2 separate regions of the Mus musculus genome follow, and region 2 is linked to region 1. The links are chromatin loops, found by intact Hi-C in ENCODE. Cell type or tissue: left cerebral cortex. All regions are shown on one strand. Links, peaks and the distances in the headings refer to the core of each region. The heading gives the core; the rest is flanking DNA.

Region 1 (15,725 bases), core at 1,100-9,099:
GCTGCGGTTTTCCTGAAACTGAGATTCTCAACTGGAGTCAGATCTTGGGGGCACTGTGTCCAGCAGTGTGTATTTGACAGTGTTGGGTGGGAACTGTTGGTGAGCCCTGTGTTGTGTTTTATAATAAAATATTTTGAAGATGGCCTGCCCCTTCATCCCTTTCCCCAACTCCTCAGGAAATAGCCATCAATCTCAGAATAATGCTATGTTCCAAGTTTCTCATCATTTTGTCAGCTCCTGAGAAGCTGTGTGAGCCACATGCCACCCCTGCCTCAGTGTTGAGGGAAGGTGCTGCTATGATGTCCTGAGAGAGGCCACGGGGGGTGGGGGGTGTCTTCCTTCCACAGCTCATTTATCCCACAGAAATTGTAGACAGTGGATCCCAGGTGACTGGCCTGGGGTGCCCTTGGAATCCCAGCTACTCATCTTGAGGCAGAACTTGGAGTCTGGCAGACAACTCGGTTTAGATGGGCAGGGAATGAGGGCTCTCTTTCCAGAGGTGTCTCAGCTCCTCTCACGGAGACTCTTGGCCTCCATGACGGTGAGAGGAGTAAGCGGTAATGCCCAAGCCCTTGAGTGTGTGGCAGTTGGTAACGAGCCACAGGAGCGGAATATAGGAGCTTCTTGCGCTCAGACCCATGGGTGTGGTGGGAGAAGGGCCTTGTCTTCCCCAACCAGAGTTCAAGGGACCCAGAATCATTGTGTGTATGGTACACACACACACACACACCAGCACTCTCAGCTGCACCGGTGCCTTGGAGGACACAAGAAGCGAGAGGCTGCATGCCAGTATGCAGCTGTCACCAACATGGTGACATGGTGTTTGCCTCCATGCTGTGATACAATGCACCCACCAGTTGTCTCCATAATAACGCACTAGTATGACAGCACACACGTGCCTACATCATACATGTAATGAAGTTAATATTCATTTTTATGAACTAGGAATAGTAACATGAAATAATACAATGTGAGATTAATATTAATGTAGCAACTGAATTTAATTTTTTGAGACAAGGTCTCACGTAGCCAAAGCTCATCTTGAGCTTGACGTGCAGGGGCATGCAGGGATCAGAAGAGGATGCTGGTCCCCTGGAGGAGCACCACACTTGAGATGCAGTGCTGGGGCTTGAACTCAGGACTTCATGGATGCTAGGCAAGTGTTCTACCCACTCACTGAACCAGTCCCAGTCCTCAACAGCTGTGGTTTAAATATGATTGTTCCCTTTGCATGCAAAAACATTTGTCTGAGTCTTTAAGCCATGACTCTGAGAAAGTTCCTCCAGTCTCTGCGGATGGCTACAGGCTCCAGGGCCTAGGAGGACCTGTGAGGGTACACTAGTTGGCAGGATACAAATTCACAAGTTGTTGCTCCTAATGCGGATGAGAATAAGTTAGATGCTCTCTCAGAGCAACCCCAAACCATCTGCAAAATCCTAGAGACATTAGCGCCTAGAGACAGTCCAGTGGTTAGTGGGAAATGCCACCAACAGAAGATGAGTTACCCTGCTATGACTCGAGGGGACAGGAGGGACAGATAGGGTCAGGCTTTGCCTCCTCCTGAAAGTCTAAGCTCTGAAGCTCAAGGGCACCACATGGTAGTTTGCTATTTTACTCCAGGACTCTGGCAGGCAGGTTGGCTGAGTTTGGGACAGGTAGGTGGCGTGCAGCTAGGACTATTCTGACTGTCCTCTGGGGAGGAGATTGTAAACTGGTGTCCCACGCCATGGGCCTGAATACTCAAACTTCACACCTGTTCACGTACTTCGATCCCCCCAACCCCAGAGCAGAAGACAGCACTGCAACCAACCAATCTATCCACCAGTCACTGGAGGCTTGACAGCGCAAGAAACGGGGCTGAGATCCAAGTCCAGGCTGACCCCAGTCCGTGCCACAGCCGCTGAGGGGCTGTGGGGAGAAGGGCTGGAACCAGTCCCAGGGGCCCTGACTTCCATACCCAGGACAGAGCACCACCCCTGACCTCCATCCCACGATGCAGTAACACCCCTGACCTCTGCCTGCAGGTACAGCAGCATATCCTACCCGACTCCCACCCCTACCAAGCTGTGACTATAAAGGGTGTCTCTGTGTTTAGTTAAATCAGAACAATTGTATCTTGCCCTTTGCCTCATGGTCACAAGATGTCTTCAGAGCTCCAGACATCTGCTACAAACTCAGGACAGAAAGAATGCTATGGTTTGGCTGAGGAATAGCTCAGTTGACAGAGAGCTTGCCTCATATGCTCAGAGAACTTGGTCCCCAGTACCATGTAAATCAAGTGTGATGATGCAACTCCTGCAAACCCAGTAAAAGGATGGGAGCTCAAGGTCACCCTTAGCTACTAGCAAAGTTGAGGGTAGCCTGGGCTACACAAGATCCTGTCTTAACAAAAAAAGTATAGAAAAAGAAAAAATGATTGCCAAGGTCTAGTATTGCCTGGTACTCGATCTCACCAGTCAGGAAGTGGAGAGCTCCACAGGGGCCCTGACAGACTTCACTGGGGACTCCCTGGCCACAGACGGTTGGAAAAGTAACTGCATCCTCCAACCTCGCCTGTCACAGGGCTCCGGAGAGGAAGAAGGTTGTGGGACAGGGTGTTATCTGTCGACTCCAGGGTAGCAAGGTTTCACAACAGGTTTTCATGTCCACTGTCTTGGCACCTGATGCCACCCACATCCTGCCTGAGGTGCCTGAAAAGCAGCAGCAGAGATTCACAGTCAGGCTGTCTCTAGAACAGTGTGTGACGGGTTTTTCCTCTTTGTTTGTTTGTTTGTTTTACAGTTTTGTTGGTGGTGGTGGTGGTGATGAAACAGAGCTGTGTGTGTGTGTACACATTTGAATGCAGGTCAGAGGACAACTTTGTCCAGTCAGTTCTCTTCTATCTTTATCTCTATTCTGGGGATTGAACTTGGGTGTCTAGGCTTCCAGTTAAGCACATTTGACTCCCTGAGTCACCTTGCAGACTCCTAGCTCCAGAAAGGTTTTCAAAAAACCGGCTTGCTCCAAGATGCTATCTCTCACTTCCTTATGGTGTAATCTCTGGTTCCTCGGTCCCCTTGCTGGGTCTCTGGCATTTATTTAGCTTTTGCTGGCTCCCGGGGCAGGATTTCCCGCACTAAAACGGGATCCTCCACAGCACGGGCCAGCGTTGAGAGCATCACAGGGGTGGTAAGAGCTGATGGTAGTTTCAGGCTTGTGCCAAGAGCTCCGCCCAGAGGTGCTGACCCTGTGAGAGTTATAATTATCCCCTAGTGGCAGGAGGGTTCCAGGGACTGGCCAGCCCCAGTCCCGCCCCTTGTCCTTCTCAGAGCCAGCTAGCTAGGCAGCCTGTCTATGCCCACACCATCAAGGTTCCTGACGACTGGCCTTGCCAGCTGGGGAGTGGGGCAGCCCAAGCCTGAAGCCTGATGGGTTCTGAGCTTGAGAGAAGTTTCTTTTTGTCAGGTGAGGTTGGCCCAGCACAAACAGGTTTAGACAAAGTTTAATCAACTGATAGTCAGAACAGCTGGGTTATAGCCAGCAGCACCCCACTCTAGCCCAGAGGATGAGGTGTCAAGGGTTTCCCCCCAACTCCTGAGTTCAAATCCTGACTCTGCCCAATCTGGCTGTTTTGTCCTGGACCGTGCACCTACCTCTCTGGGATTCTGTCTTCCCAGACCTCACAGCAGGGGACCAGGGCAGCTTCTGAACGAGACTGGGAGGATGAAGTGGGGTCTCAGAGTTGGATTGGCTCAGGATCCTCTGTGGATGAGCCTCCGTCCACCCCACCTGAGAACCAGGCTGACGAGAATGGTATAAGGCTGCCTCTGGTTAAGTCATCTATCTAGGGAACTCCTCAGTGAGCCAGCACCGCAAAGGCCAGATGAAGTTCATGTTTAGTGATGCTAGAGGCAGTTGCCAGTACTCAAGAAATACCACTGAGCCAAGCTCAGGGGGCAATAGCAGCACGTGGGAGGCTGAGGCAGGAGGACAGGAAGTTAGAGGTTGGCCTGGGCTGTATAAAGAGACCCTGAGTGAGAGGTGGCAGGGAGGCGGGGATTCGTTAGTAACTGCAGCTGTCACTTCTGGGCCTTTTGCAGTCACCCTTCCCTCTCCCCACTGGCCGCGCTTGCTTTCTTGCCCTCTTTGTCCCCTCCTAAGTGCCCACCTGGGCAACTGTGCCTAGCGGGCGTGCTTTTTATGCAGACTTCTGCAACTGCACGGTTCGGGAATGAAAGCTTGGCGAGTGATTGCTTCCCATTCATAGCAACCCTGGCCCGGAGTCGCGGCCGTTAGGGCATAAGTGTTCAGAGCAAGGCGAATCCACACGCATGGGAGGGAGGTGGAGAGCCTGGACAGGTGCAAAAGTGGGTGATACGGAAAACCCAAAGAGTCAGGGGGAAGCTACGAACAGGGACGGCCATCCCACAGCCATAGTTTCAAACTCGCAGGTTTAGCCAGCCCCCCGGGGTCACGCCCGTGCGCCGCGTTCTCGCATGTTCGGAGGTCCCCTCCCCCTCCTCCCGCCCAGCACGTGCCTGCAGCGTCCGCCCAGCGAGCTTCTTGGGGCGGGGCCCTAGGGAAGCGGAGGGGCGTGGCTGGGCGGTGGCAGGGGCGGTGCTGGGACTTGTAGGCGAGGAGCCCTGAAGCTAAAACAGTCTTTGCCACCAGCTGCGCTATGCCACACTGGGGAAACTGAGGCCCCAGGAAGGAATCGAGGTGGCTCAAGACTTCAGGGCCAGGAAGTCTCGACGCTTTAGGAATAAGTAAAAAAAAAAAACAAAAACAAAAACAAAACACACTTCAACGAGTTTTCAAAAGGCGCTTCTTTAAGGGGTCTTTGGTCTGGAGCCCCCTCCTCTTTACGTTCCACCAGGGATTCACTCAACAGACGCCTCTCTTGCTAATCCCTACGCTACGCCTTGAGCAACACTTGCTAGAGAGCTCCGTCAGCAGCAGAAGACCTTAGACCAGAAAGAAGCCCCGGTTGGGTAGGGTCTGGGGAGAACAAGCCTTACAGCAAAGGAAACTTGAAGCGAGGAAGGTAAAGCCAAGAGAGTGAGGCGCTGGGCAGGGGTATCCCCAGCAGGCTCGGAGTTCTGCTCTGTGTGAAGGGGACTAGACTGACTGGGGCTGAACCTGCCCAGAGGCTGCCTGCCTTACTGTCCGCCTTGACCAGTGGGGCCAGGCCAGTTTTAGCCCCACTAAAAGCTGTAGGTCTTCAGGTCCCAGTGTGATAACCAGGAATGGGGACATGAGGGACGCAGGATCAGGGCTGCTTCCTGGCCCGGAGGCTAAAGCATCGTGCCTGCTTCTGTGCTGAAATTCCCATTTTCTTCTTTCTATTTTATGGTTTCCCATCATACAGGCTAGCTTCTGACTTTCTGTGTAGCAGGGTATGGACCCGGAACCCTCCCACCCTCCCAACTCCTCAGTATTAGGATCACCGGTGTATTCCACTCGGCTGTTTGAAATTTCTGTCTCTAACAAGGGCCCCACGTTTGCATTTGCGCTGGTGGGGAAGAGTTCTGCAGACTGGCATCATGGTCCCAGCCTTGGCCCACGTTCTACACAGGCCATGTCATGCCTTCTGCTTGTTCTCCTGCTAAGGGTGACCCCACAGGCGGTCCCATGTCAGTGACATGGGAGCCCAGCCGCCTTTGTTCTTCCTCACAGTAGAAAGTAGAAAGTAGAAAGCTCTTAGCTTTCTACAAGACTGTAAAAGGTGTATTCACTATCGATTAGCCCTCATTTTCACAGACTACCTAGTGTCCCGGGGTATGCCATTGTTGAAGTCCCAGCAGAGAATCCCTGACACCACAGGACCGCCAAAGTACGTGTGATGTATTATGGTGTGCGTGTGAATTATTTTTATAAACATGGCAAATTCACTTTGCCCTTTATTTTTATTTTTTATTTTTTGGAGACAGGGTATGATTTAGTCCAGCTGGCCTCAAACTTAGTATATAGCCAAGGGTGGCCTTGAACTGACTCTCTTTCTTGAGTGTTGGGTTTACAGGTGTGTGTCACCAGCCAGGTTTTTGTGATGGGGAGATCAAACCACAAGGGTTCGCGAATGAGTAGCTGAGGCACTCCTTCGGACCTTTTTTTTTTTTTTTTTCGGACCTTTTAACAAGTACGTTTGCACCCCTAGTCGCTCGGGTGTAAACCACTGAATCAAGCAACGCTTGGAATATACCGGACCGTGCGCCCCGCGAGACAGACAAGCTGATACCGGCGAGCACCTAGGGGCTAAGTCACCTCATTCGCCGGACCCGCGTCCTGGCACGCGGGACGTACTTAGAACTACAATTCCCGGCGGCCCCCGCTTCCAAAGGCGTGTCTTAAACGAGAGGGGCGTGACCGCGGGGCGTGGCCGGCTACAAAGGCGGCCGGCAGCTCGCAGGGCGCGGAGTAGACGCTTCGCGGCGGACGGAGAAGCGGCGCGGGACAGCGTGGGGAACTCGGATTCGGCCTGGGACACCCCCGCATGCGCCGGCCGGCTCGGTAGCGGCGGCCCCGATGCTGCTGCAGCCCGCGTGCTCCCCGAGTGTGTTTCCGCGGCCGTCCGCCGCCCCCAGCGCCATGCACGGCTCACAGAAGGACACCACGTTCACCAAGATCTTCGTGGGCGGCCTGCCCTACCACACCACCGACGCATCGCTCAGAAAGTACTTCGAGGGCTTCGGAGACATCGAGGAGGCCGTGGTCATCACCGACCGCCAGACCGGCAAGTCCCGCGGCTACGGCTTCGTGAGTGCCCGCGGCGCGCGCACCTGCCGCCGCCCCTCCCCCACCGCCTCCCAGACCCGCCGCGCGCAGCCGGGACTCCGGGGCTTCCCGGGGCCGTCGGCCCTTCCCCCACACTTTCCAGCTGCCCCAAAGAAGCGTAAGCTGTTAGCGCCAGCGACTTGAAGACGGTTTCCCACTTCCTTCCACTCTAGTGTCCCCAAACTAATTCTCTGAGAAAGTTAACGGTACTTACTGATGGCCTGGACAGCGGGGGGGTGGGGAGGACTCCCCTTGAGGTTCCCTTTACTCCACTTCCTAGGGGATTGTCGCTGTCCTTGAAGGCACTCCGCACTTGAACTTTGGGGAAGGAGCTGCAGCCCTGGAGGCAGAGAAGACAGTGCCCCAAGGGTCCTAAATACCAGATACTCTTCTGGGAGGAAAGACCCAGAGATGGCCCGATGCCCGGGCAAAACCCCCTTCCCTTCTCTGCCTTGTTTTCCTCAGCCAGCCACCAAAGCCCCTGACCCTCTGTGTTCCTGCAGGTGACCATGGCAGATCGGGCAGCGGCTGATAGGGCTTGCAAAGACCCTAACCCTATCATCGATGGTCGCAAGGCCAATGTGAACCTGGCCTACCTGGGTGCCAAGCCTAGGAGCTTACAGACGGGTAAGAGCTTTGAGTTTTCTTTCCAGCCCTCCTTGTTTCTATATTCAGCTTTGGTATCTGTCTGATGGAAAAACGCTGCCCCCGCTCCCCCTTTGTCCCCGAGTGGCAGCCAGCAATCATGTGCCTGCAGAGGCAGCCCAGGGCAACCACCCCTGGCTTGGGAGCTTGCTCCTCTTTCTCGGCAGTTTATGGTCCCAGGGATAATGATTTTTTTTTTCCAAAGTCTCCTACTCTTGGGGAGGGAAGAAGTCAGATGCCGACCAGGCAGGGGATCATCCCGAAAAGCTGGTACAGCCTGTGGACTTAATGTGCTTTGACCAGGAGAGTGGCGCGTGTTATTTGCCCTCCCTGTGTGTGGCCCTGGGACCTTACCCATGCAGTGTGCTGTTCCTAACTGCTCTCTTGTTTTAGGCTTTGCTGTTGGTGTGCAGCAACTACACCCCACCTTGATCCAGCGCACCTACGGGTGAGTGGCTGTAGCTGGCTGTGGGTGGGAAGGAAGGCCTTGAGGTGGGACAGCTGTGGACCTCTCAGCTCTTCTCAGGGCTGGGGAATGGCTGTTTTCAGAAATTAGATTGTGTATTGGGGGTGTGGAGGGAGAGATAAGACCCACTGCATTTCTCTAACCCAGAGGGGAGCACATGTCTTCGAGCCTGGTGTGTACCTTGCCCCCAGTTATGCGACACCTCCTCAGCCAGGTGTCACATGGGCATCCACTTCCTCACCTGTGCAGTGAATGAATGTGGGGACAGCTTTTCTAACTCTCTCGAGTTGGGGAGTTTGGCACACACCTAGTGCGGGCAGCTCTTCTGAAGTGTATGTTAAGGCTGGACCTGGTGGGCTGGGCTCTTCCTGGAGTGCTCTCTGATGTGGGCAGATGCCACGAAGGTAGCTACTGTGGGTCTGTACCAGCTGAGGTTTGATGTTTGTGAATGGCATAGTAGGTGACTGCCACTGGTTGGCTTTTTGTGTGAGTCACTTGCTCTGTATCCCCCTCCTTCTATCTTGAAAAGACTGATAGGCCTGGTAGCTACTTAGGGAAGGACTTGCACAGTTAAAGAGACACAAAAGTTGGACCCTGGTACTTGGTCTGTTTGTTCAGTGTAGACTAGCTGTGAATGAGCCGGTGGGTGGGGACTCTGACACGGACCCTACCTTCTGCAGTGGCAATCTTGTCAAATCCTGGCTGCTGGGTTTTGTGTCCCAGGTTGGGGGGTGGGTAGAGTGGGGTGTCTGTTGGGGCTGGAGCTGAACTTGGCCAGCACAGTGGGTCAGATGACTGGAGAGGGTGCTGCTTGCTGTCTCTAAATGTGCTTGTCCCGTAGGGTGGCACCAGGATTCTTCACAGTCATCCTTGGGGACTGATGGGAGTTGAGCAGGAGCTGTCGATGGGGAACTATGGTTTAGGCCCCAGCCTGTGTTTCCTGCCATGGGGTTCTCCTGGGGAAGTTCTTGGGGTGCTACTGTGACAGATTGTTCCAGATCGCATTTCCCCTGGGATCTGTTTCCTATGTGTAATGGCTGCCTGGACAGAGTGTGGGAACATCCCAGCCTTGGAAACTTCGTATTAGCTTCTCCCTGCTGGCTGTGAGGAGAGTGCTTGCTCTCCAGTAGCTCGCTCGTCTCCTGCTCGCTCTTCTCCTGGGGCTGAGCTTCAGGCTGGTGCTGGGCTGCGCTGAGCTATGTACAGACGGACTGGAACAGGGCCTCCCACTGGCTCAGACGCATAGTTACTGCCTCAGGGACACTAGTGCTTGGCCTCTGTGACCCCTCAGATCTGGGTTCACAGGTCTAATCTGTTACTCTGACTAGACCCTCTTTAACTTGCCTTTTCTTACCTGGAAAATGGGGGACAGCATGCTCTAGTCTCCAGGGAAAGGCTCTCCTCAGAGAGCTAGTGACTTAGGAGTGAGGTTTGAACTCACAGCCACACATGTTGTCTTTGGGGTTGGAAAGTTTCCAGAAGCCCTGGTACTCGGGCGAATCTGACATTGGTCCACAGTGATTTGTAACTAGATTAGGGGGCTGGTCATCTAACACTGATTACACAGTGGCCTTACAGTGTTGGTTGGGTTGCCAAGGAGTGTAGTCACATATGGACAGACAGGTGGGCACGAGGGACTGGCCAGCCTACATTGCCAGTGAACCTTGGGTTCCTCTGAGGAACATCCCACCTCCTGAGCTTGCCAGGCTCTGGGGAGCCCGGGTGGTGTGGTCAGGCCTTGCTGCCTGGGCCAGTTGCTATTAATGGCCAGCTGGGAGGCAGAGCTGAGCTGTCAGCAGGCAAGCCCCCTTTGTTTTTATAAACAATCTGGCCTGCCCGGCTGGCCTGACTCAGCGGTTGGTTTTGTCAGTCAGCCTGGGGCTGCCCTGGCTGAGGGCCTGGTGGGAGCTGGAACCCTGGCAGCTCAGAGCCTGCAGGCACCTGGCTGTACATTTTCCTCGGCCTTTGACATGCTGAAGACCCCACAGCCCACCTGTAGGCCAAACCACTGGGCCTCCTCTGTCTGTCAAGACCACCCCTCAGCTTAGAAAGACGCTGAAAGAATAGCCAGCTTTGTGCTTGCCCGAGTCCTCACCTGCTTGCGGAATGCCTGCTTGTGGAATAGGCCCTGTTGGTTGTACAGCCTGTGCTTGTCCGTCATGTAACTGTGTCTGGTGAAGTCTCAGCCATGGCAATAGCTTTTCCCAGCCTCCAGGCCCATCTGGTAATCTCTCATGGGGATAGGTGACCCGGGGCCTTCTGGCAAGGGGGTCTCTGCCAGCCCTGGGGCACAGTGATGCGGGTGAGAAGGGAGGACTGCACAGTGGAGATGGGTAAGCGTTGATTGGGTTTGTCCTGGCCTCCCAGGGTCAAGGGTGTTTATCCACTCTCAGCCTAAGACTCATGGGAGCTGAGGTTTGTCTCCAGCCTGGCAGCCATTGGAGTCTCTCCTGGCCTTTTACTCCAGAAGGCTGCTCTCTGCTCTTAGGGAGAACCTTGCTGTGGCAAGATGCCTGCTTACTCCCATCTCACTTTCTCCTCATGTTGGAGTCAGGTCCTGAGGTCTGAGCTCAGGTCATGGTCCCCAGGTGCTGGGTAACAGGCTACACCTCTGCAGAGTAGAGATGTGACCGGGCCACATTAAGGACTAATTGATCGTGGAGTATGGAACATGTTGATCCCAAGGCCGTGGAAAGTTGTGTGTGGGGTTTGTGCTGGGTGTTCCTATGACAGGCCCAGCAGCAAGCTTTGCTGGCCTAAGCTTGGAGCCACATAGATGAGTGGCCTGCCCTCTACCGAGGGCCACTCAGGCCTATCCCTCTCTTCCTAGACCCTCATGGGGACACTTCTTGGATGACTGTGTTGTCTCTGAGACCAACACTATCCAGGGATCCTCTCCTTGGCTTGGGCTTTCCTGCAGGCATTGTTTTAGAGAGTGTGTTCTCTGTGGGATGGACCTGGTACACACATGGAGGTGTCTGTCCTGATGCCACGTCATGAGGAGGCCTATGCCTATGCATGAGGATTGAGGAGAGGAGTTGGGGAGGAGTCTGTCCCCCAGAGACTGGAGGCGGGGTGGTGGTGGTGAGAATGTGTGTGTTGCCTCAGATGCTCTGGGTGAAATGGCCATTCCCACCCCAGGGCCCAGTGTGGCAAGGACTACATGGTTAAACAGGGTGCCTCTGGGCTGCTCCTCGGGGAAGTGGCCAGAGCTTTGTTGAATCTGACCGGCTAGGCTAGTTGTGCCACACACAGGCACCGGTATAAGCAAGTGCCATAGTGTCTAGGTCCCATAAGGGCCCCACACTGTACCAGACATTTCCTGCACAGGCACATGGAGTGGGGTGAGGCTGGGGGAAGGGCATTGTTTCTGTGCCTTCAGAGAGGGAAGGTTGGGGGAGGGACATTGCTCCTGTGCCTTCAGAGAGAGTTACTAGTTTCACTGAGCACAGTGAAAAGTGAGGCCTCTGTGGGGCAGGTGTGTGACACACTGTCTCAGGAGGCCTGTCTAGGGCTGCTGGCAGGCACATGGCCAGACCCAGAGCAGCAGGTGTGAGCACTCTCACCCCAGCACCTGAGGGGTGTCTTAGGGGTGGCCCTGCTTGCTCCCCCATCATAGCTTCCTGTTTGGCAGGCTGTCTGAAGGCAAGCGTGGGCTGTGTCTTGTCTGACCCTCCCAGAGGGCGTGTAGCTTATGCTGCCGCACCTGTTGTTTGTCCCTGTCTGCTGTGATAGAAGCTAGCCTCTGGCGCCCTTAGGTTCCTCTCAGAGTTCAGTTATGGCCAGGTGCCTGAGGGGCCTATTCTGAAGCCTCAGGCTGAGGGGCCATGGCTCGTATGTTTTAGTCCATGGCATGGACTGGCCTTTGGTGGATCTTGGCCCAGGAGTTTAGACATCCCTTGGGACAGTGGCCTTGCTCCCTGCCCAGCCCTCCTTTGGCTCCATGTCAGCTGGGAATGCACAGGGAATCTGCAGAGTCAGGCCAGAGACCCCAGCTCTGCTGCTGTGACCACAGTGCCCCCCCTCCCCCACCAGGAGGCTTGCAGCAAGGTGCAACAGGACTCAGGATGGTAAAGAGCTGTTGGAAGGACTGTGGGTGATGTGAGGGCAGGGACCAAAGCCCAGTGACAGACAGCCATCCCACTCTGGAGGAGCTGAGCTAAGGTGAAAACTGGTCTGTCTTGATTTTCTTTCTTTCTGAGACAGATCTTGGTATGTAGCCCAGGTTGGTCTTGAGCCTGCACTGAGCCTCCTTCAGCCTCTTTAAGTGCTGGGATCAAAGGCGTGTGTGCGCCATCACTTTCTGTTTCCTTTCTAAGATGGTCTTAGAGCCCAGCAGACCCTCCACTCCCTGGTTCTCCTGCCTCCGCTCTCGCTTTCTCTGGAGGTGGTTCTTGAACACAGCCTTTTGCACGCTGGACAGACGAGCTTCTCCATCCCTGGCTACAGAGCAATCCCCCTGCTTCCTGAGGGCTAGACTTTGGACTTGTTTGAGGGTGTCCCTCTAGTGCTGAGTTGAGCCAGAAGGCCTTTTCTTGGGACAGCAGCCATCCAGCCTGAGACAGTGGAACTGCCTGGACCCCTAGCCCTGGGGAGGAGGGCTGAGATGCCAGAGTAGATAATGGATGGCCTTGGCCTTGGAGGAGGCCATCATAGAGGACAACTTTGAAAGTAGCGGTGGAGTTTAGGCAGGTTCAGGTGGGTGGGCCTGCTGCTCCCAGCTGCCTCCCACAGTAGCCTGTCCTCACCCTGTCTTCATTCACCTGCCAACACTCACCAGCTGTCACCAGAGAACCTGGTGCCCCCATCACAGGACATTCCCAGGAGGCCTGCCAGGCTAGCTCACTCTCTGTCTCTGTCTCTCTCTCTCTCACACACACAACCCACACACTACCACTTCACCCCAAGGCCAGGGCTGCTGGTAGGCTGCCAGGTTGCCTCCAGCATCGTGGTATAAGGCCCCCAGGGAGAAGAAAAAGTGAAATGGGCTCATTTGCCTTTTTCATTTTTATTTTCAGCAGTGGCTTTGTGTTCGGGAAGTGGCCCCCTGGGCTGCAGCCAATGAATTTTTTTTTTTTTTCCTGAGTTTGGCTACTCACAGGGCCAGGGCCTCTACTGACTGCTCACTGTCAGTTCCAGTAGTAGCCATGGTGGGGAGACAGATGTCTCAAGTGTCACTGCAGAGTTCCCACCCCTCTTCTGGGCAGCCAGGAGCCCAGGGGATGTGCCTGTGGTATCTTAGTTTACTGGTTGAGAAACTGAGACCAGGGAAAGCTCAAATGGGCGGTGGAATCTGGACCCCAAATCTCTTGGAGGCTGAGTGAGCCAGGAGCTCTTGGCTGCTCATTTGCCACCCTGATCTGGACTTGGTGTAAGGAGAGGCCACCTATTCCACCACTCCCAGTGGGTTAGATCTCACGGCACAGCTGTCAGCCCTGGCCAGCACCCATAGCAAACCACTGTGGGTACATCCCTTCAGGCTGTGGTGGCTTGGGTGCTACCCAGAACCGAGGACCAGTGGGAAATGGAACCTCAGTCACCCTTCCCTGGTCTCACATGAGTCTCCCTGGCAGAAGGGAACTCTAGGATTTAGACTCCTTTGGTGGTCTCTGGCCTGGGAACTCTGTTCTGTTGCTGCTACAGAGCCCTGGGCTTATTGTCCTGGGGCCACCCTGGCTTGAGAAAGGGCAAAAGGTTCCCTGAATAGAGTGAGGAAATGGAACCCTGGTTGTGATGAGGAGACACTGGCTTCTGCTCTCATCCGAGGCCTGGGTGGGACTGAGCCTGACAAGGCTGATGGCAGAGCCCCCTGAGCTGGGAGTGGCAGCTACCCTGGAGTTTGTGGGTCACCCAGCCTTTATATTCTAGCCCCCAAGACTTGGGTGTGGAAGGTGTCCACTTGGCCTTCGCCAGGCCCCAATGCTGCTAAGGGTTTGGGTTCCCACAGGGCCATGATAAGGACATTCTAGGGCTGAACCAGGCAGCTGTTAGTGGACTAAGGACAGCAGGTCAGATTACCTGTTGGGATCTTGACAAGCAGAATCCAGCCTTCTGTCTCATCACACTGACTGGTGTCTAAGCCTGCTGCCCTCTCTGCTCTCTCATGGCTGGGCCTTCTGGCTTGCCCCGGGTGCTCAGGTATCCACAAAGGCTTGTGCTGGACCCTTGGAGATCCCACATACAAGCAAGCTCTGCACCGTTGGTCATATAGGTATACACAGAGTAAAAGATGGGGTAGTTTTGTATGGAAAAGAAAAGCAGGGTCAAGAGGCCCCTCAGGATGGTGTTAGGGGGAGAAACCTTTAGGCTGTGTGCCACAGGTGCCAACACTTGGGAGTGGGTATAGTCTAGGGTAACAGTCATTCAGGTTGAGAGTCAAGTGGAGAGGTAGGTGTGGGCTGCCATGTAGGGAAGCACAGGAGCAATGTGGATTTGCTGCCAGGTCCAGTAGGAAGGTGCTAGAAAGTTCTGGTACCTGGATTGATGCAGTCTTGAAATCTACAGAGATGCTTCGAAGCAGTCTGTGAGAGGCTCAGTGAGCTAGGCGAGTGAGTCAGGGGGCCCAGAAGGCTGGAAGGAGGGAGAACAAGGCAGCATTGGAGCATTTTCAGGTGGGTGGGCACACTGAGACACAGGGACATTGAGTCCTGCAGAGCCCTGTGTCGCTGATGTGTGGTGGGTCAAGAGGCTGAAGCCCTTGCTGGGCTGGGCATGATGAAGGTCAAATGTCAAGTGGTGGCTGGCATTCTTACCTCTCTGAGTCTGAATGAGCAGCACTAGGAAAGTCTCTGAACATTGTGCGCACGGGCACATGCACACAGCAGTTCCAGGTTTCTTCAGGCAGGTAGAGTTGGGGCTTGCAGTAGTGTGCAGCCTGGGACCAGGGCCAGCTTTGGACAGGGCACAGGGCTAGGACTCAGGTGGGTTTTGAAGTGCAGGCTGTGACTGTACAGAGTGTTCTCTGGTGTGCAGGCCCCTTTCCCAGCTGCTGCTGCCACCATTGGCCTGAGGACCTGTGGTAGCCATAGTGTGTGGTCTTTGCTGCCCCTCAAGTAGTAGTGTAGCCTTTCAGGGAGCGTGCTCTGCACTGCACTGCATGTGGCACTGGAAGCTGGATATTCTGTGTTCTGTTCTCTGCTGGTTCCATTCTGCAAAAGTGTCCGTACATGACGGTTTAGAGCCACGTTCCATTGCAGCGTGCCATAGGTGGGGGATTTAGTGGGCCACTCAAGACTCTGAGCCTTCCTGCCTGTCCTATGTCTTGGGATGACACCTGGCCAGGACCTCAGAGATGGTACATGTGATTAGGCAGGCGTGGGTGACACTCAGCGTTCAGGGCATACAGGAAGCCAGGCTCTGCTTGCATGGGACTGTGAGCTGGCCTTGCAAGGAGCCTCAGTGTTAGCAAACTCCACCCCTAGAGGTATTGGGTAAAGGTGTGTCTCCCTCCCTCTTACTCATGTTTAGGGAAGTTCAGGGCATGGCACTCCCAAAGTCTCGAACTGCTGAATGCTTCTGGGTCTTAGGGCTGCGGGTGGGGGGACCCCTCCCCCTCACACACACACAGGCACACACGTGCACTCACTCACACCCAGGTAGGGGCACCAAGATAGTCTGCGCTGCTCTGGGAAGGCCTCCAACCCAGCGAGGCCCGTGTTGTGACTGTGGGCAGGGCGTAGGCAGCAGCAGCACTCTAGCACAGCTCTGCTTTCAGGAGGGTCAGGCTTGTGAGGAGAGCAGGGAGTGGCCCTGGCCCCAGACGTAGGCAGGGGGGTCTTGGGTGCTGTGGAGTCTGCTGCTGTGCAGGTTTTGGGGATCTCGTGGGCCAGTGGTGCTGGAGAGGAGGAGTCTGTCACAGTCCTGC
Region 2 (15,725 bases), core at 4,729-12,728, 150 kb after region 1:
TAGCAGATGATGTGTGTACACTTCCTGTCATCCTCACCCCAACCTGCTATTCCACAGAAGCCCCCAGCTGCAAGCTGGTATTTATATCAAGTCTAGAGACCCCTACCCCCACCTCTGATGAAACACTGAGTCTGAGCCTGTCCGTAGGTGTAAAGTTCCTGACGTGGGGACAAACTGTGCCTTGAGGTGGAGCACCTGTTGGCTGAGGTATTTCAGAACCGTGCCCTTCTCTCCCACCCTGAACTTTTGCCTGAAGTTTTCCTGGCTAGCTCTCACAGGAAGCTCAGCAGAGTGAAAGGGGTCTCCAGGAGAGGCTCAGGATGCAGGCCAAGCACACTTCAGGAGCCCTGTATCCATGACAGGAGGGCATCTGGGCAGGATCAGTGTGGGGTTAATTATCTCAGAACCATGTCCTCGAGTCACGTTCTCTTAGCCATCTGGGTCTCCTCAGCATGGGCACAAAAGCTTAGAGGTGTCTGAAATGCATGGAGTGGGGACTTGGGGGCTGCCACAGAGGAGCAGCAAATGTCATTAGTCCACACTCCTCCCTGAGAGTTCTTCCCCTGCACCCCAGGTCCCGTGGTCCAGCAAGGCTGTGAGCCCCTTGGTAATGGGATATGCAAATGAGCCAGTGTTTGCCAGCCTGAGTGGCAGACCTGCTCTCCAGGAGAAGCAATTTACAGCAAAATATGCTGTAAATATTTGTTCAGCTCAGGAAAATGACTTTAATTGCATAATTAAACTTGTAGGCTCTACTTCCAGCTGAAGGGGTGGGGAGAGGCGGGCAGCCCGCAGCTGTCCCTTGGAACTTGTTGACAATGGGGACCAGCCACTGGTTCTGTACTTCCTTCAGGCCCTTCTGCCTGAGGAGAGGGTGAAGGAATGAGTGAGGGGAGACAGTGGGTATGAGAGATAGGGAGCAGAGCAGACCCCAAATCAGGGCAGCACTGGCGAGGGCTCTGAAGACCCTCAGGCAGGCCCTAGCGCCAACGCCCAACTATCTCCAGCGTGTTCCACTGTCCGGGGGCGCCAAAGGTCAGTCCCCTTACATGGAACGGTACCAGCAGAGGCTGTGACGGTGGCACAGGGATGGCATCGCACTGCTTGGTAGGTCGAGGTGAGAAGATCACAAGTTCAAGGCCTGCCTGGGCTCTGAGTGAGTTCAAGCTGTGCCTAGACAACTTAGTGAGACCTTGTCTCAAAAATCAAAGGTAAAAACAAGGTCTGGGAAGCAGTGCAAGAGCAGGGTGCTTGCCCAACATACGTCAGGCCCTGTGTTCAATTCCCAGTGGAAAAAAAGCAAACAGGCAAACAAAAACAAAATGGACGGAAAGAGGAAGGGCGTAATGTCACAACTCTGCACCAAACCCTTGCAAAATCAAACATTCCTTCCTTTGCTCTCTCTTTCTCCTCCTTTCCTTCCTCTCCCTCCTCTTCCTCCTCTTCCTCCTCTTCCTCCTCTTCCCCTTCCTCCTCCTCTTCCTCCTCCTCCTCCTCTTCCTCTCCCTCCTCTCCCTCCTCCTCTTCCTCCTCCTCTTCCTCCTCCTCTTCCTCTCCCTCCTCTCCCTCCTCCTCTTCCTCCTCTTCCTCTTCCTCCTCCTCCTCCTCTTCCTCCTCCTCTTCCTCCTCCTCTTCCTCCTCTTCCTCTTCCCTCTCTTCCTTCTCTTCCTCCTCCTCTTCCTTCTCTTCCTCCTCCTCTTCCTCCTCTTCCTCCTCTTCCTCTTCCTCCTCTTCCTCTTCCTCCTCCTCCTCTTCCTCCTCCTCCTCTTCTTCTTCCTCCTCTTCATCCTCCTCCTCTTCCTCCTCTTCTTCCTCCTCCTCCTCTCCCTCCTCTTCTTCCTCCTCCTCCTCCTCCTCCTCCTGCTCTTCCTCCTCCTCTTCCTTCTTTCTTAGACATGGTCCGTGTAGTCCAGCCTGGCCTCTAAACTTTCTGTGTAGCAGAGGGTGATCTTGAACTCCGGATCTTCCTGCCGCTACCCTTCAGCACTGGGACCACAGGTGTGTTCCACCTCACCAGGGTACGTGGCACGGAGGAGTCACCCAGTCAGCGCCTGCTAGACAAACACTATTAACCGAGCTACAGCTTCGGTCCAACAACCACACTCTCTATTGTAAGCAGAAAAGCCAGTCAGCAAAGACACAAGTGCTGGGTGACTCCATCTCTGTGAAAACCAGAACAGGCCAGTCTGGGAGACAGAGGTGGGTTGGTGGTGACCAGGCATCCAGGGAGCAGGAGGCTGGGCAGTGTTCGGAGGGTACAAAGTTCCTCTGGGAAACATTGCAAGGCAGATTGTTAGGGAAGTTTGTACAGCTTTGTGAATATATTAAAATCCATTAAATCATGCATTTTAATGGGTGGCTTTTATGGTATCTAAATTATAGCTTCATAAAGTTTGTTTTTAAAAAAGAAAAAAAAACATAAACAAGCATTCACTTAACGCACATCAGAGACCAGCTGCCTTCCAAAGAGAGCGCTGGAGAGCAGCATTTGTCACCTGCTGAGAGATATCTGTGTCTCGAAGGAATTCTTCCTAGAAGAAATGGCAAATTTCAAAGCCGTGGAACAGCCACAAGCTTACTTCAGGCTCCCAGGTTCAAGACCACTTAATTCCAGGCCTGTGAGCCTCCTAGGAAGTCATCTCATTAATGGCTGGATAAAAAACTAATGCCAGCTGGGCTTGGTAGTACATGCCTTTAGTCCCAGCACCTGGGAGGCAGAGGCAGGTGTGTATTTCTGTGAGTTCGAGGACAACCTGGGCCACAGAGAGTGTTCCAGGACAGCCAGGGCTACACAGAGAAACCGTGTCTTGAAAAAAACAAAATAAGGAAATAAATAAGTAAATGAATAAATATTTAAGTAATAAAAATGAATGAATGAACAAAAGAAAAGAAAAGAAAAGAAAAGAAAGGAAAGGAGAAAGGAAAAGAAAAGAAAAGAAAAGAAAAGAAAAGAAAAGAAAAGAAAAGAAAAGAAAAGAAAAGAAAAGAAAAGGGAGAAAGAAAGGAGAGAAACTAAGGCCAAAGAAGTCAGGTCCAGCAAAAAGTCCTTTAGCCAGCAGGTGGCAGAGCTGAGACCACCAGGTCTCTCAGGTTCCAGGCACAGACATTGACCAGGTAGGTGTTCCTTCTAAGCGGAGGAAAGAGACCCTAGTCCAGCGCCTAGGACCCTCACCAGTCCTGCCATCAGTAGGAAGCCACAGGGTTAGCCATTGTGCTGCCATTGGGAAGGGCTGGCCTCAGAGTCAGGAGCCTTTCACCATTTGTCCTAGGCCAGAGTCTGCTTCCGACCCTGGAAGAAGACAGGCAGAAGCCTCCAGGCTGCCCTTCCAGGGGCTTGCAGAACCATTTAGGCCTGACGATAAGACACCGGGCTGGCTTTGGGAGAACCCATCAGGGAGGTGGAAAGAAACCTGTTTGGTGTCCCAGAGGCTAGTGAGAGGACAGCATTGGGATCTTGTCACCCAAAGACCTTGGCCACCATGTCAGATGCCATCCCACAGAGTATGGGGCAGCTCTCCAGGGTTGGGCAAAGGTAGGCCCGTGCACTCAGTTTTGCTTATCGACAAGTTCCCTGTCCAGGCTGAGGCTCTGGGTCCTGGTAAGTAGACCTGGGAGCCTGAGTTGCTCAGGACTGACCGGTATGGTCCAGACCGGTTTGGTCCAGTTGGAGTTTCTTGGGTTAAACCCATCCCCTGTGGCTGGCATGCATCCCCTGCCCCATGCCCCATCGTTAATAGAACACTCTATCTCAAGGGTGAACTCAGATCTAGCCGCACGGTGGTCAGAGGCCAGGGCTGTCTGTCTGAAGGGTTGGCGAGGGTTGGAGAAGAGGGAGCCAGGGGCTTCCTGACTCGTTCATACGGCAGTTGCTCCCCTCTTATGTAAAGTGGAGCTGAACGCCATTAGCTGATAGGAGATGAAATTTACATTTTGAATTAACGGGGATCATTGACAATGCTTCTTTCTGACCCCGGGAAATTAAACATCAAGTCAAAGGGAGCAGTGGGCAGGAGAGACAGGGCGCAGTCAAGCATGCCAGATTGGCTTTTTCTTCTTACTGTGTTTTTTCTTCCAACAGGCCGCAGGGGATGAGAGGACTCTGCCGCAAAGTCAGCCGCAGAGAGAGATGGGAAGGCAAGACAGTCATTGTCTCCACCCCCCACCTTGGGCAGAAGCACAATAAATCTACATGGCTGAATTAAATTCTGATCTGTCCGATTTCCCCCGTCGCACCCTCCCTTAATAATGGTTATTTATTGAGCACTTACTGTATGCCAAACACTTAGCTAAGCACTTTATAGATAAAGCAGAAGTGAGTTTGTCTTCTTGATGCCTCCTCACTTCCTGCCGGGGAAGGAGTGTGGTGGGAAAAGTGGAGAAGAGAGTTTTATGAAGCTTGGAGTCATGTTGGAAAGGTTGGCTCATCTTTAGGGTGCAGCACTTGGGAACCTGTGGCCCTAAACCTACTGTCACAAGTCTGCAAAATGATACAGGCTGCCCTGTCTCAGGACCTGTGGACAGTCCCATCCGGGAACACCAGCTCCCTGGCTAGCCTTGGCTAGCTAGCATCTTCACAATTTCTGGGCCTGAGGAGAACTTGAAAACAGCAGCTGGAGTTGAGGGAGAGAGGCGAGAAGGGAACCACACCCTTCTCTGGCTTCTCGGTGAGGATCTTCCTTCTTGAAAAGGATCAAGTCCCCATGTCCTTCTAACTCTCTGCAGAACAGGCATGCTCTGTCACTCAGTCTCTCAACAGCGCCATGGGGTGGGGAGCCCTCCTACTGGTTGTCTTGACTTTGTGGACAAATGGTCTCCCAGAACCTGGGTCAAAATCCGAGTCATCCCTGTGCCCTCAATACCAACCGGGTCAGATGTGGGTAGACCTTGCAGTTTCCTGAGTATAGTACCAGCAGAAGAGACATGTCTCCTGGACTTTCTTGTGCACTAGGGATAGCCATTGCATAGCCATGGAGAAGAGGGCAGTGATGAGAGACCCAGCATCTCCCAGTGCTGATGGAGTTCAGCGGGGCACTGGGCACTGAGTGAAGATGCCTCTGCTGTCCCCAGTCAGTCATGCTTCTCTGCCATGGCAGATAGCCAGGATCAATCCATCACTTTCCAATGAATAGTCAGCAAATGTCCTCTGACTGCCTGCCACTTAGAGTCAGCCCAAGTGCTTAAATGAGCTTATGGGGATTGGCTTTTCTAATGAGTGGGTCCCGCAGGAAGATCCCTCCTTCTCTAGGGGTCATTGACAAACTTCTTGAAGTCCCAACATTTCAAGAGTGACTCACGGTGTGTGTGTGTGTGTGTGTGTGTGTGTGTGTGTAAGACTCACAGGTTCTCACTTCTGTTGCACTCTGAACTGTCTGGTCACTTTTGGGCCACACTCCAGAGTAGGCAACAAAGTCTGTGCAGCTGAAAGTGGGTGTCTCTGGGGTGTGCCTTGTGAATTCATCCAAGCACTTATCCACCCATCTATTCCTTCACTCACCCATCTATCCACATAGCCACTAACTTACCATCCATCTGATCTTCCACCCATCCACCCATCCATCTACCCATCCATCCACCCATCCACCCACCCACCCATCCATCCATTGACTCATCCACCCATTCATCTATTCTTTCACACATTCACCCATCTACTCATCCATCCAACTATCTATCCATCTATCCATACAGGCATACATACATACATAATCTACTCATCTACCCATCCATCCATCCATCCATCCATCCATCCATCCATCCATCCACTCACCCGTCTATCCACATATGTACTAACTTACCATCCATCTATTCTTCCATCCATTCACCCAGCCACTCATCCATCCATCCATCCATCCATCCATCCATCCATCCCTCTAGCCATCCATCAAAACATACACACATACATCTATTCATCTATCCATCCCATTTACCCATCATCCATCCATCCATCCATCCATCCATCCATCCATCCATCCATCCACCAATCTTCCCTCACACCTACCCATCCATCTACCTATCTACTAATCAATATGCCCACATACTCATTCATCTACTCCTCCCACCCACCCACCCACTCATCTATCCATCCATTAACCTAACCACCTACCCGTTCATCCATCTGCCCATCCTACCATCTACCCATTCACATAGCCCTCCACCTACATATTCATCATCCACCTATCCATATAAGCACCAACTCATGCATCTACCTACACATCGTTCAACCTGCCTATTCAGACAGCCAGCTTTCCTTTTTCCCCCTTCTTCCTCCTTCCCTCTCTCCCTGTTGCCTGTTGACTCCTTTCCCTTCTATTTGGTTACCTATGTAGATATTCTCCAACCATCTATGCGTCTAGATGTTCTACATCATCCATGCCTTCACCCTCTTGCCTTCAGTCTCCACTCACTCAATCTCCCTCCATGGACCAGTTATAACCCCTGTGCCTATCCTCAGTCTGCCTTCCACCTTATCACTAAGACAGCAACTGAACCATCATAGCTCTTCCATATGCCATCAGTACATCTGTCACCACTAAAACACAGGCACACAGGGAGCCCAGGAAGAGCTGGGAGCCATGAGGAGCACTCTTGAGTAGTCCATGGGATGACATGGAATTCTAAGATGTTGATGCATGGAACACAGCCTCTGGGTTTGGGGTGCAATGGAGAATCAATGGAGGAGAAGCTGCATCAGTGGTGGCCCACTGGATGGATTGAGGCCTTAAGGACAGGAGAACTGTACTGTGCCCAACCTTACACTGGGGAAGTTGGTGAAAAGCCACCCATATGGCTGACCTAAGCTGTATTCTGTTTGTTAGGGAGTTAGGTTTGTGGGGGTGAGGTGTCCAGAGTAGCCCTCTTCCCTGGCTGCTCTTCTCAAGTTGGAGAGATGAGGTCTGTAGTGACTGTGCATTCAGGCCCAGAAGTCTGGCTTTCCTCTCATTACATCAAGGCTCATGTCCCCAGCTCTAACCTCCAGGGAACCCGGGCAGCCGGAAGTCAGAAGCCAGCTGCTATCAGCATAACTAGTGGCTTGGTGGCCAAGCCAAGTCCCCATGATCAATTTGTAATGGCCATTTTGGAACAAAGAGATGGAGGGAAACAGACACTTCCCAGCCCTGGCCCTTGCCAGGGACAGAGTGGGCCTTTGATGGCTTCACACATAAGTGCCGGCCTGCTGTTAGGCAGAACTTTCCAGCACCCAACAAGTTCCAAGTTAATTTCCAGGGAGGAAATTAGATGAGAACTGGCTTTTAAAACACAGAGAATCTTGTGTTTAAAAACTTGGTTGCCAGGGAAACTCTTTCTCCAGCGATAGCTTTGCCACCGAATGATAAATTAAACCCTAACTGAAGGGTAATTAAGGAGATTGGTGGAGCTGTGGAGAGGCTAAGGCCAGGCAGCTGCAGGAGGTGCCTGAGTCTTTAGGTGTCCCCTCATCCTGGAAATCAGGCCCCTGACTGCAGGGGCTTGAGTGTCCCTCCAAGGGGAGGCTAGCAAGCAAACAGCTGGGTGCCATGTTCAGTGAAAGGCCAGGTACTGCTAGAGGGAACATAAAATGTCATCCTGTTACCCTGTGAGTTGGTGAACTCCAGGAGTCAGTAATAATGACACTGTGAGAGCTGTGTCTTGCACCCCTGCGGTCTGCGTAATGTTGGCAAGCATCAGGCAGGGGCTAAAGCTACTGCGATCTACCAACCTGGGGGAACAAGACAATTTAGCATGGAGAGCATGGTCCCAGCCAGCTAGCAGTCTCTCTGTTCATCCATCTAACCGGCTGTTGGAACATCCATCTACCTACAATCTATCTACCCACTAAGCCAGCCATCTTTTCACTTCCTGGCTCACTCACCCATCTGTCTAGCTGTCTATGTGGCCAAGCACCTGCCACTACCCTACGCACACATGTGCAATTGGGATTCATAGGAGAATGGATGAACGGATGGGAGGATGGATGACTGGGCAATAAATGAATGGGCAGCCAGGTGGAGAGACAGATGAATGGGCAGATAGATGGATGGATGGATGGATGGATGGATGGATGGATGGATGGATGGATAGATAGTGAGACTAATGGGTGGATAGACTGGTGGATAGATGCATGGATAGACAGATGGACAGGTGCAAGAGTGGATGGATGGATGGATGGATGGATGGATGGATGGATGGACGAATGGACGAATGGATAGAATGACTAATGGGTGGGTAGACTGGTGAATGGATGCATGGATGGACAGATGGACAGGTGCAAGAGTGGATGGATGGATGGAGTGACTATTGGGTAGATAGACTGGTGAATGGATGCCTAGATGGACAAATAGATGGGTGCAAGGGTGGATGGACAGGTGGACAGATGGATGGATGAATGGATGGGTGAGTAGGTGGACAGGTGGGTAGATATTTGGCTGCCTGGTGGGATGGCTGGATGGCTAGAGGGATGGGTATGGGCTGAGTGTCCATGGATACCTCCATTTAACTATCTAGTGGTATTCTAAAGCCAATGACTTGCTTTGGTTTCTTAGGGGTCTCTGTTGCCTGTAGATTTCCCAACCACTTTCTCCTTTCATCACAGTTACTTGGGTGTTCTTTCTATCCTCTTTCAATGAGGCTGCAAAGGAGCTCTTAGAGCCATCTGGGAGGAAAGGTTGGACTGTCACCCTCATCTGCAGTGCAGAAGGGAGGGGAGCTGGGCTTCATGGCCCTCTCTACCTGTCTGTACTTCTGCTCCTAAGAGGGACTCATAGGTGATATAGAAAGCCACCATCCCAGGCTGCCCTGTGCCCAGCCCCCAGCACTGTTCCATGGAATAAACACAGCTGGTGCCAGCGTGGTCAGCAGGGGTGAAAGTCCAGGTCAGGAACCTCCTGCTGATTCCGGATGGTGAGACTTTATCCCTTGTGACATCTGGCCTACTTCTTCTATCCCTTTTCAGGAATTGTTCACTGGAATTCACCATCTTTCACCTCTATCCAAGCCCCCCCCACCCCCACCCCCTGCTCTCATAACCAAATCTGTGGTTGGAGATAGGGTCTGTATGCTCAGCCAACTCAGGGACAGCTTCTTCAGAGGCAGCCCAAATCAGTGTTCTGGCTGGAACAGGGCTTGTGGACCTTATTTTGTACTGGAGGAAACTGAGGCCCACAGTGGTGAGGTTGGGCCTTGTGGAAGGGCTGGTGACATCCAGGGTTTGGAGGCTCTTCTAAGCTTGTCTTCTGAACCCTCCTCACAGGCAAACGTGGGGACCAATGCTCAGGGTCTTTTGAGGGCCAAATGGAGAAGTGGGCCATGTTGAGTGACTCCAGGGATTGTCTCCCTATTCCTCTCTCTGATCCCCAGCTCATGGTCCAGGGCCCTGAGACGTGTGGGAGCCCAGTACTGAGGACACTTAAGACAGGCTGCTCCCTAGAAGGCCACAGAAACCCAGTGTCCTGCTGACCACTAGGGGGACCTCTCACCTCCACCCAGTCACAGTCCCTTCTCTTTCAGGCTTGACCAGTGTTGGTGACTAGGCACAGGCTAGCCCATCCTATTTTAGCTGAATGGTAGGTGAGGGGCTCTGGGACCAAGTGGCCCAGGATTTCTTTTGGGGTCCCTGTCCAAGGGATGAACTAGAGTGGGTTCTCAAGTCTAGAATGAAAACGGAGTTTACATTTATGTCCTGGCAAATCCCCACAAACCCCCAACCCATTGAGGGCACCCCAGAGCCAGGCTTTCAAAGAGCCCCTTCCCACAGATCCAGGGTACATTTGCTTCTACATTATATCCATCCCTCCATGCCCCTCCACTCATGTTGGCAGCAATGCTAACTGCACTAACCTGTATTCTGGCACACAGCCCCACTCCCTGCCTTAGACCCTACCTAGATAAACAGAGGGAACTGGGTTATGCATGCCCTCTCCTTGTCAGATAGGGAAACTGAGTCTCAGAGTTTGAGCAAGGTGGCCTCAGGGCTCATGTGACTTGCTCTCACTTGAAACAAACAACCAGGGAGAGTCATCCAAGGTCGCCAGAGCCGCCACTGCAGCAAGACACCACAGTGTTGTGACTTCTGGTCAGGTCCCGACACGACGCGCCGCGGGGAGGGCGGAGGGCTGAGGGCTGCGGCGGGAGGGCGGCACGACGCGCCGCGGGGAGGGCGGCGGGCTGAGGGCCGGAGGGGCCTCTTTAATTCATGAGCTGCTGGCAGAGGCCCCGTCTAGGGGAAGATTGATGGCCGGCTGGAGGGAGCGGTGGGTGGACTCATAAAACTGTCGGCAGCGACCATAAATCAGATGAATATTCAAGATGCGGCTTCGCCTCCAAGCAATTCCCCAGCCCTGCCGAAGCAAGATGGATCACTGCAGGAAGGTGCGCGGTGGCCTCAGAAGCCCTTGGCTCCCTCCCTCCCCAGAGTGAGGTACTCTGGACACCCAGAACTTCTGTTTCTGCCTAGAAACTCAGGAATCCGCAGAGAGGAAGAGCCAATTGCAGACCCCAGACCAAGGCAGATCCCCCTGGGCACACACTTGTGACAGTACAATCCATCTCTGTAAGACACAAATATCAACTGCAAAGGACTCTGTAGGGTGAGGGATGAGGGTAGGCAACAGAAAACAGCCCCCTCTCAGATCCAGGCCTAGAACATTCCATGCCCTGAGAGTGACCGACATCTCCGAGCCAAGCAGTGTTGGGCTTTCATGTTCTGGACAGTGGATGCACGTGGGGCTGGGACCTCAGAGCAAACTCAATTCCACCTCCACCCCAACCGCCACTCCACCCCTGCAACCGCCAAGCTCCCTCCATGTGACCACACTGACTTCTCCTTCTCATGGCTCTGTCTCTTTGGACTTGTTTAGGGAAAGGCTAATGGGAGTCTGAGCTAGTCTTTCTAGAATGTTCTCTTGAGCCAATAAATCTAAATGAGATGCTGGGAGGTGGGTTATGAGGAACTTCTGGGTACAGCCTAGAGTCCAAGCCCCTCCTAGCTCCTACCCAAATCTCTATGAGCCAAGGGGCCTCTGTTCATGTCTTCACCAATTGCAGGTGCTGGCTGTTTTAATGGCTTGTGGTCAGATGGTATCTTGAGGGAGAATTGCGTACTCTGCAGAACTCATACAGCCTCCTGAGCCCCCAAGCTGATCAGAATGAGCTCCACAGGGCTGCAGTGGGGCCTGAGACTATGAAGGCTGAGACTCAGACAGACCCTCTCCAAGCTTCCTGTGCCTGTCACTACATTGGGGTGCAATCCCTCTTCCCACCAGCCAAAGGACTGTGTGACCAGCACTGTCTGCCTCTCTGTTGTCATCTTAGGCTGCTGTCCTCAGGGCCTTTGCACTGGCTATTCCTATTGCCTGGACTTCATCTGAATGCAGATGTCTGCCCCTTGACTTTGGTGGCAGCCAACCTACATGGGTCAGGTGCTGGGAGCATTGCCATGGCAATCCCTTCATGACTCTCAAGCATGGCCATCAAGAAACAGACTCAACAAAGTATGGCACTTGCTCCAGGGCACAGCTGGGGACAGGGAAGAGGCCTGTCTCAGAGGAAGACTGTGGACCTATGCCCCCTTTGGAGTGGCCCAGAGTCTGCCCAGGGAGGAAGCTTCTGCTCTGGGTCAAGGGGATGTGAGATGCAATGTTCACACCTGAGGAACTGCATTCTTCCAGCTGAGCAAAAGGGAAGTGCTGGGCCCACTCACTTCCCTGTTTGTAGTGCTTCTTTCCCAACGCTGGGCTCCTTGCAAACCATGGCACAAGCCAGCTTAGAGTGGTAGCTCACAGTGGGCCTTGCCCCAGTGAGGAAAGAATCAAATGAGCATCACCATGGCAACCAGCTGTCAACCTAGGGGCTTAGCAACCAAGGTCAGGGCCCCTTCCCCACGGGGCTGCCTTCTCTCCCCCAAGCCAAGGAAGCTAATATCTCCATGGAAGGGTAGAGGCTGTTGCCAGAGACTCTTGTGGGCCCTGACAGTCGTTCTGATTTCTCTTGCAAACACTGAAGGCATAAACCCCCTAAACACCCCCTCTAAAGCTGTTTCCCCCTCACCCCCCCCCCCTCAAGAGGTAAAAGTTTCTTGTTCTAAACTTCAGAAGAGCCTTAGCAACCTGGGCACGTCCTGGGCAGACAAGTGCGTCATGGAAAACTTGGAGCTTGCTGATTGGCTGGTCTCTGCTGCAGCGATGCGAGTCCCTGAACACTCAGGAAAACAACATAATGTATTCCTGTCTGCAGCTCCGAGCAGAAGCTCATTTCGTGTCTTGTGTTTCCATTTCCCGAGGATTAATAAGTGTGGAGGGGACGCGGGCTTCGTGCCGAATATTTATTTAGTCAATATACACATCAATTTAGCAAATTAGAGATTGCAAGCCATTTCTGAGCACGGCTGTAAAAATAATAGCTGTGCTTTAACTGGTAATGGATTCGGGGGAGGATGGCCGCTACGTGCTTGGCACTGAATAAGGACACAGAAGTTTAGTTTGTCGAACTTCACAAAAAGCCTGAGTCACTGTGGGTGTTTGTGAAGGAGAAGATAGCTAGATTCCGGAGACAAAGCCAAGGAATGGGCTCAGGGTCTCTGAGGAGACCAGCAGGGTCCTGACACCCAGTGGGAGGGGACAAAGAGGGTCTTAAGATACCATAGGAGGGGACAAGGAGGCTCCTGAGCCACAGTAGGAGGGAAGAGGAGGGTTCTTAGAAAGAATGGGAGGGAGCAAGGAGGGTCCTGGGGCATAGTGGGAGGGGAGAGGAGGTTCCTGGGAGGGGACAGGAGGGTCCTGAGATACAGTGGGAGGAGAGAGGAGGTTCCTGGGAGGGGACAGGAGGGTCCTGAGATACAGTGGGAGGGTAGGGAAGGGTCCTAGGATACAGTGGGAGGAGACAAAGATGGTTCTGAGACCCAGTGGGAGGAGCGAGGAGAGTCTACGCCGCCCCCATAGCTGTGTGGGCAGGCTTTGGAGATTCTGGCTCTGTTAGATGTGGTGGTTTGTTCTCTAAGATAAGGCATTCACAGCCGCCTCCCCCTCCCCCCCGCAGCTGTGACAATCCCAAAATGCCCCCAGACCTAGGCTCCGTTGGAGTCTCTCTCAGTTGGGGTGTATGAAGGAGGGGAGAGTCTCCGGGCTGTATGTTTTGTTTATGGAGGCCCCACCTGCGAGCTAGATCTGCAACCTGCAGAACATCTTACAGTGCAGTCAATGCTCCTTGGTCATAGGTGGGAACCTGGAGGCTCAGAGCACCCTACTGAGCTAGGGACTGTGAGCTTCCCCCTCCCTGGTCCCTGGGAGGATCTTCTCCTCCTGTCCTCTCAAGTGTCCCTTCCTCTGAGCCCCCTTCCCCTGGCCTGGGCTGGTCACCTTCATGATCCATGTTCCTTCATCCCTTCTGAGTTCTCCACAGGCCTTGCTTGGCCTGACCCAGACTGCATTCTTGTCTATTGAAGAAGAACCTACCCAGCCCCTGCCTCTGCACTGATGAACCAAAGACTTCCAAACTGGTCCTGGTCAGTCAGCAAGCAGCAGGCAGAGATGCCAGCTGCCCACACTATGTATCAGGCCCATATCTTTTGGGGGGGGGGGTAGAATCCTTACTCTTTAACTTCTAAGCACATGAACTTGTGCCCAAGTGGTGACCAGCAAGGCAAAAGTGGAGGAGTCATGTGTGTTATTTTCCAGAAAAATTTCTTCCACATCTACTTCTCTTTCCTGGCACCTGGGAAGGGGACTTGATGGCTGGAGCACCAGCAGCAACATTGGATTATGAAGTAGAAATATTGTATTAAGTATAGAGGAGCTTAAGGGAGAGGGGATCTGGTCTTTAGTGATTTTTAGGTGTCTTGCAGAGTCTGAGCTTCCTTCCTCTGGGATTTTATTATTCAGAGGTGAAATAGATTATTTGGTTTAAGCTACTTAGGATGGTTAGTTTTAGCCATCAACTTGGCACAACCTGGGAAGTCTTCATAAAAGATTATCTAGATAAGGTTGAGAATGTATGTAGGGGAATTGCCTTGATTGCTAACTGATGCAGGAAAACACATCCCACTGTGGGTGGCACCATCCCCTAGGCTGGTGTCCTGAGCTTTGTGACAATGGAGAAATCTAGCAGAGAACAAGCAAGAGAGGAAGCATAAAGTCATTTCTCCTGCTCCTAATGATGGGTGTGGTGTGCTGAGCTGCTCTAAGTTCCTGCCTTGACTTCCCCACAGTGATGAACTGCAAACTGAATTTGTAAACTGAAGTAAAGCTCTTTACCCTCTAAGTTGGTTTTTGTCAGAGCGTTTTATCACACCAACGGAAATGGGACAGGACAGAAGTTGGTACTGAGGAAGTGGGGCTACTGCTGTAATTAGTCTGAATTTTTAAAGAAGCTTTGTTTATTTGTATGTGCATGGGGCACATTACCTACATGTATGTTTATGCACCATGTGTGTGCAGTACATGGGGCAGCCAGAAGAGGGCGCCATATCCTCTAGAACTGGAGTTAAAGATGTCTGTTAACTTTCACAGAGGTGCTGAGAACTGAACCCAGTTCTTCTGCAAGAGCGGCAAGCTCTCTTAACCATCTCTCCAGCCCCACATATATTTTTTGAGGGGAGGAACATGGAAGACTTAGGGGTGGAAAAGCCACGGGATTCTGTGGGCAGGAAGTTTAATGGCCCTTTCTGTGGAGCCACGGCAGACAGGAGTACTGACTGTGTTGTACACAGGGGAAGCCCAGCTTACAAGGTTTCAGAGAGGAATGAAGCTGGAGGCCATTTGTGTGATGTTTTAGCTAAGATCTGTGTGTGCCAATCATCTGGGGCTGAAAAGGTAGCTGTGATCATATCATCAAGGAGATTAGAACCAGTGAGGTGAAACTTTGGGTGTTTTGTCTGGATAATAGGATCCAACCAGTCTCTATGTATCCATGCATCCACCCACCCACCCACCTACCCATCATCCATCCATCGTCTACCCATCCATTAATAATCTATTCATCCACTAATTCATCCATCCATCCATCCACCCACCCATACATTCATCTACCTGCCCATCTATTCACTCACTCATCCATCCATCCATCCATCCATCCATCCATCCATCCATCCATCCATGCATCCACCCACCCACCCATCCACTTATCTATCCATCCATCCCTATTTCAGTGTCCATATTGCCTCCACCCTACAAGAGGTGAGTGCTCTTGGCGGCTGGAGATGGGTGGTCGCCCAGGCACATTTGTAGCTGGGTTAAAACAGGGGATCACACCTGGAGGTTCTGAAAGGGAGGGATGAAAGGAGGGGTGAGTGCCAGGGCACAAGTGTGTGTGATGGGAGTGGGGGGTGGGGTTGGAAAAATGACCTCACTTTAGGCTCAGGAAGGTCTTTCTTTTTGTTTTTAGAGTCAGGGTCTCACTCAGTAGCTCATGCTGGCTCTCTATGCACCTGCCCCTGGCTCTGATGCACAAGCCACCTAGTCCGACTCAAAGTGCTAGAATTACAGGTAGGCACCGCCAGTTCTGGCTCTAGGAGAGTGCTCTTGATCAAGGGACATGGTGCAGAGCCTGGACCTAGGGAATAATGTGATGCTAGAATCATACCCCAGGCAGAGGGACCATTGGTATAGACCCATGCCTTTCCCGGTGTGAGCGCTGCTGTCACACCCACTTGTAAACACTCTGTCTCCATTGTTGCTCTTAGCCTCAATGGTTGGTGGCCAAAACAGGACCTGTCACCTAGTCCTGGGACACTGAGCCTGCTCCTGCTGCTTTGCAAACAC

Evidence for each region. Hi-C counts contacts between places; a loop is a spot of excess contacts. Peaks named below come from ENCODE experiments on the same cell type or tissue, not always from the same donor. Only the 100,000 strongest peaks of a DNase experiment are listed, where the experiment ranks them.
Region 2: a loop joins it to region 1, with 2.7 times the contacts of the local background. A loop is called at or near these places in 3 of 42 quality-filtered maps.

Annotation. Positions count from the first base shown.
Region 1 is chr2:173,015,539-173,031,263 of GRCm38, forward strand. It overlaps Rbm38 (RNA binding motif protein 38), which reads left to right and starts at 6,364. Exons shown (of 4, transcript NM_019547.2): 1 at 6,364-6,732; 2 at 7,254-7,377; 3 at 7,789-7,843. The coding sequence starts at 6,502. It overlaps Rae1 (ribonucleic acid export 1), which reads left to right. Exons shown (of 12, transcript NM_175112.5): 12 at 1-201. In left cerebral cortex, for the core only: no CTCF peak of the experiment used is centred there; DNase peaks (open chromatin) are centred at 4,557, 6,336 and 7,010; H3K4me3 peaks cover 1,986 bases; H3K27ac peaks cover 333 bases.
Region 2 is chr2:173,161,478-173,177,202 of GRCm38, forward strand. No RefSeq gene overlaps it. Among named protein-coding and RNA genes, the nearest start is that of Pck1, 16 kb to the left of the region's middle. In left cerebral cortex, for the core only: a CTCF peak has its summit at 9,432 (motif pointing right); DNase peaks (open chromatin) are centred at 7,213, 7,840, 9,464, 10,244 and 4 more places; H3K4me3 peaks cover 527 bases; H3K27ac peaks cover 4,273 bases.